2 separate regions of the Homo sapiens genome follow, and region 1 is linked to region 2. A link is a loop called in an ENCODE intact Hi-C map of the cell type or tissue named here. Cell type or tissue: PC-3. All regions are shown on one strand. Links, peaks and the distances in the headings refer to the core of each region. The heading gives the core; the rest is flanking DNA.

Region 1 (2,922 bases), core at 226-2,725, 74 kb after region 2:
ATCCTGGATTCAATCCTAGGACAGAAAAATACTATTACTATTATTAGACAAAGTCTCACTCTGCCACCCAGGCTGGAGTGCAATGGTATGATCTCAGCTCACCGCAACCTCCGCCTCCCAGGTTCAAGCGATTCTCCTGCCTCAGCCTCCCAAGTAGCTGGAATTACAGGCATGTGCCACCATGCCCAGCTAATTTTGTATTTTTAGTAGAGACAGGGTTTCTCCATGTTGGCCAGGCTGGTCTTGAACTCCCGACCTCAGTTGATCCGCCCACCTCAGCCTCCCAAAGTGCTGGGATTACAGGCATGAGCCATCACGCCCAACAAAAAATACTATTATTAGAAATAGTGGTGAAATCTGAATTTAAATCTATAGTGTGGTTAATAGTAAGTATTGCACTAATGTCCCAGCTTCTTGGTTTTGATCATTATGTAAGATATTAAGGTGAGTGAAGTTGGATGAAGGGTAGACAGGAACTTTCTGAACTATTGTTGCAACTTTTCTGTAATTCTAAAACTATTTAGGAATAAAAGAGGGTTTTTGTTTTTTGGTTTTTGTTTTTTTTTTTTTTTAGTTTTAAAAGCAAGGCACTCCTTTTCCCCCTTTACTCCTTGTCATTCTTTGTTAACTACTGCTTTAGGCCTCAAGACAAACAATAGATAGGACAGTGGTCTTTATGACTTGGGTGCACCAATGATCAAAGAGACACAATCCCTAAGGCCAAAGGCCACAGGCCTGCCACCAGCCTAGTCGTTAGGGTAGGTAGCTCTCGACCCTGGGCCTGAGCCTCTTCCTAGTAGCTGTCTAGGTGGACCTGGGTGAGAACTGGGCAGCCCCAGGGAGCCTGAAGCTCTGTTTTCAGCACCTTGGGAGGCTCCGGAGAGGCCGATGGGATTAAATTCCCCTCAAAGCCACTGGGCTCACACCCAGCTTGAAGACAGCAGGATCTAGTCGGGGATTATTCTTCCAGTCCGGGTTTCTCTCTTCAGGCAGCCACTACGGAGAAGAGGGAGTGGAGGCGAAGCACCCTTAATACCCTCATTCTTTCAAAAGATGAGTCAGGTTTTTGTAGCTTCATTAGCATTTGCAGATAAAAATACATTTTAAGTGGCATTATGCTAAGTAATTATTCTTAGAAGATGTGAAATTAAACACATTTTACTCAGCATGAAATTATTCCTGCCACGTACTGAGTTTTGTGACAGCTTGAGAGTTTGGACAGTGGGTTGCAAGAAGGGGAGAAGCAATCTATGTACTTAAAAAAAAAACCCAAAATATTTTACCAAAGGTAAGTCCTTGTAGCGAAATGATTTGGCTGGATGGAATATTAAACCTGCTACTATAAATTTCACGCCTTGCATTCCTAAAGCAGATGCAGAGTGATGATGCCAAAAATTAATTGGAAATAATGCGACTTGCCTTGTGTACTCTATCCAGTAGAGGGCATAGCAGATAAGCATTGTGTGTGTTGGTGACTTAGCAACTGATAAGGCTTGTTTGTAATTGCTTCTGTAAAGATATGTAGCAGCATGCTTGGATGCTTATTTACATTTAGGAATGTGGTTCGGAATAGGAGGTGTAGATTTATAACTTTGGTTTTGTCTGTCAATACGTGGGAGACTTTTGGTTGTTGCAAGCATTATATTTACCAATGCGCAATGTTAAATTGCTGGATTTAATTGTTACAGTACAGTGAATTATTCTATTATTTCTTACTTTTTTATCCCAAGGAAAATTCAAACTTTCCAGGCTTAAGGGCAGGATAAAATGGCTCTGAGCATGTCAACGTCTCAAGAGCACATTATTTTCTTATTGGATTGTATTAACTTTACAGATGGAAATTTGAAGGAGAATTAGAAGGCTTAGAGATGGGGAATTTGGAGAAGAAAAGAATAATGTCCTAAGATTTCTGGAGGGGCTAACTGGTAAGTCATTTTGAAAGCTGCTGATGCTAATTCTCATAGCAAAAGACATAGCAGATCCTAAAATTATCAGGAATGAGGCATGAGGCACAGAATTGCTAAGAAGGAAGTGAATCTTGTGTCACACTAAGAATTGCCAAAGGATTATTCAGGTTCTGTCTCTGTCTCGCTCTCTCTTCTCTACCTGTTACAATTGGCACAGATTTTTCTTATGTAAACTCTTAATAGTGCACCTGTCCACAAGCTGGGTGAAGGGTGTTTGGCAGTTCCACTTAGTTTAAAAACCAAACACAGTCTCCTGCCTCAAATACACACATTTGTTCTGAAGGGACAGCAACATGACATATGTAAACAAACATTCATCCATAGGCACTCTGGTTTGCAGCTGAAGGAAAAGCTGGAGGCGGGAGTGGGGACACAACATAATAAAACCAAACAGACAACCATGCTAAAGAAAAAGGCACCAGCCTCCCTCCCACTACTGCCCAGGTGTCAGGTGGCTGCAGGAGGCAACCACAGACTGTCCTGTCCACGCTGGAGGATCCAACCCTGGGCCAGGTACCAGCCTAGTGGGTCTGGAATCCTGGTGGTCGCCACCCCTCCTCCTCCTAGACTCTGCCTCTCCTCTGGAATTCTTCCCCACAATTGTGGATGCTTCCATAGGATCTGAGGTGAGAGGCGTGGGAAAATGAAAAAGGGGAGAAACCACAAAGCCTGCTTCTGGGTAGGGAACCAGGAATGCCCTCGGTGGTGGAGCAGGAGACTTGCTTTTCACTCTGTGCCCTTGTTAGCTCTGAATTTTGTACCATGAGCAAGTGTTACCCAATCTTAAAATGGATAGACAGACAGGTAGTTGGTGAAAGAAAGAAAAAGCAAGAAAGAAGGAAGGAAGGGAGGGAAGGAGGAAAGGAGGGAGGGAGGGAGGGAGGGAGGGAAAGAGGGAAGGGAGGAAGGGAGGGAAGGAAGGAATTAAAAAAGGGAAAATTGTAGTGAAACAGGA
Region 2 (2,922 bases), core at 276-2,775:
ACTATGTAAAGAATATTATTTAATGGTTTGAAAAAATGTCTTACAGTGAACCTTACCGAAATAACGTGGAGTTAATAAACACTTGGAAATCATTTAAAGATATCCAGTGCAATTAATGTGGAGAAGATACCCAAATGCCAGTTTTAGGGTAGTATGGGACATTTTATGGAGTGTCCAAACCTCAGATGTCTGCGCATTTTACCTTACTATAAGGTTGTATCTTTATAGACTTTCGTGCTAATTTCTTGAGGGATAATAAAGCATATTACACTAATGCTCCAACAGTATTTGTATATTTGCAAGTGGATACAACTTTCAAGAGGGAAAATAAGCATTTTTTAAAGACCAGAATGTACCTATATTTCCACTGACCACTTCTTAAAGACTATCAAAGATAGTTTGTTCAATAAGACCTAAAGGAGAAAATATTCTTAGACTATTTCATGCTGTTAAATCTCTACAGATTTACAGTTTTATCCAGTCAAATTAATGCAAAACCCCAATGCAAGCATTTGGATTTTGAAAACTTTGGAGGAGTGTCATTCTCTAATAGTAATTATTGGTTTTACATTATTTTTTCACAGGGGAACTGATCACAGCCGCACATGAGCTTGGAGTAAGTATTAGTTTTATTGTTTAATCAATGCTCTCATTAACAGTTTTAGGAATTAAGAAAGTTTAATTAAGCATGGAGTAAAGTAGATTAATTTATTTTCAAACCCCCGTTTTTAGTAACTTATAAGTACAGTACGTGACAATTTACTTTAAGTTTTAAATCCAATTAAACTAAATTATAAAGCAAAGCCTTTACTATATATACAGTAGCTGCCTTATTATCACCCCAAATTTTGTATAAGCTGTGGGGAATAAAATAAATCGGGTTAACAGTTTTAATAAGTTTATTATTTAATAAACTTTATTATGGTGCATGATCCCTTCAGGCAAGACCTTACGACTGTCAGCATGGTGGTAATCCGATAGCAGTGTGGTCTTTCAACTTTCTAACCAATACGATATTTCAGAACCTGCTTTTTTTCAATAGCCTTTTAAATGACCCTAATGTACTGTGAACCCAGAGAACAAACTGCTTAAGAACTGACAATGAAATATGTCACCCTTTCTCTGGGTGACGCACCATGTGATAGACGCTGCCAAATCCACTAAAGAAAATATTTATTTGTATTGCCTCAAGAGGATTACAATAGAAAACCACTATTCAAACATTTAGTCATTGGTGCCTAATCTTTATAGCTGCTTGAGAAAAGGGCTACTTTTCAATTAAGGCCTGTGGGACTCTTCCTTTCCTAGATGAAAACCTTCTAACTGTTGCTAATTTTTCCGTAGGTTGCCCATCCTCCTGGCTATCCTTTGTTCACGCTGGTGGCTAAACTGGCAATTACACTGTTTCCTTTTGGTTCAATTGCCTACCGCGTCAATCTTCTCTGTGGCTTATTTGGAGCAGTAGCTGCATCATTACTTTTTTTCACCGTTTTCAGGTAAAGTAGTTGATTAGTTAAAATTAATTTTGAGCAGTTGGAGATGTAGATTTCTTATGGCTCAAGTACATACATTAAAAAAATCTTTTGTTGCTTGGTTTCCCTAACACATGTGATTTCACTTTCTTAATTTATAATACTTTCATATGCATTTGACCCCTCAAATGATTACACAGTTGGTTTTGTTTCCTACAGTGGAGTGAAGGTGTCACCAGTTCATTATCACAGTTCTCTGATTAGGCAGAACTAATGAGGTTTGTCATTTTGTGAAGATGCAGATGGGCCAGTTTAATTCAACAATATGAGGTTCATCTTTTGGTAAATGGTAAATATCATTTAATTATTCACAGTATTGCTGACGAGCAGCTGCCTATCAGGTCCAGGGCTAATACCTAATTATATTGTATTCTAAATATGAACATGTTGTATACTTTCTGAAATAAGGATATTAACTAAGGAAATCAATTTGGGATGTGGTTTTAGTAAGGTTTCACTCTGCTCCGTTATGGCTGTAGTAAAGGTAGGCAAATTAGATCCCAAGTAATTCATTGATAGAAGACTTTCTTAGGTTGGAAGTCTACCCTGCTTTTAAAACATTGGTCATTAGTTTAGAATGCTGGTAACCCATTGTCTTTGATGTTCTGTCTCCTTCATTCTTAACTCAGTGCATCCTATACCTAAGAGGATTATAGTGAAAAATACAAATTACACTTTCTGCAAAAGGAAAAACCAAATTAAAACACTTCTTCTAAAAACTTTTGCATGTCTTACTATAAAACAAATGATTTCTGTAGGTAAATATAATTTGAATAGGTACAATTTCAAATGTCTTTTTTGGAGACCAATATTTTTATTTGTGTCAAAGTCATAATACTGCCCTTTAGCCAAATTCTAAATTCTCTTTTAATTATTTATAGAAAGATAAGAGTTAGTATAATTATAACTCTGAAGTTTACTTTTGATCTGTATGTGAAAAAACTTTCAGATTCAAGTATTGTAACTGTTGATCTTTTCCCAAATTGTTATATTATTAAATTTGTTATTTTAGTCTTTATGAAATATTTAAAATAATGTTTCTGCTTAGATTCATTAGTACTATTAATATTTTTCTTTTTCTCAATGGTTAGGATAATTTTTATTAGAATTGTTCCTTCTGAGTCTTTTGTAATTAATAATCTGTCAGTATTTCCACTGAGAGAAAAAGTGTTTTTTGTTTTTAAATATCTAGGTTGAATGGGAACTTCCTTGTTCTGTATTGAATGAGTATATTATTAATTTTCACAAGATACTTTAGAACAAAAACATTTAAAGAAGACTAATATATTCATTTTGATAGTCTGTATTTTAGATCATTTATGTAACATAGACATATATTTAAATGTTATATAGCTATAAATAGCTCTTTGTGCAAGTAAAGGGATTCATT

Evidence for each region. Hi-C counts contacts between places; a loop is a spot of excess contacts. Peaks named below come from ENCODE experiments on the same cell type or tissue, not always from the same donor. Only the 100,000 strongest peaks of a DNase experiment are listed, where the experiment ranks them.
Region 1: it touches region 2 in a loop (2.3-fold over the local background); 3 of 110 quality-filtered maps call a loop at or near these places.

The regions. Positions count from the first base shown.
Region 1 is chr14:56,658,705-56,661,626 of GRCh38, forward strand. It overlaps a transcript of TMEM260 not described here. Among named protein-coding and RNA genes, the nearest start is that of TMEM260, 80 kb to the left of the region's middle. In PC-3, for the core only: a CTCF peak has its summit at 1,452 (motif pointing right); a DNase peak (open chromatin) is centred at 1,447; H3K27me3 peaks cover 476 bases.
Region 2 is chr14:56,584,417-56,587,338 of GRCh38, forward strand. TMEM260 (transmembrane protein 260) reads left to right here. Exons shown (of 16, transcript NM_017799.4): 2 at 585-616; 3 at 1,345-1,496. Among named protein-coding and RNA genes, the nearest start is that of TMEM260, 6.1 kb to the left of the region's middle. In PC-3, for the core only: a CTCF peak has its summit at 1,392; a DNase peak (open chromatin) is centred at 1,205; H3K4me3 peaks cover 483 bases; H3K27ac peaks cover 1,616 bases.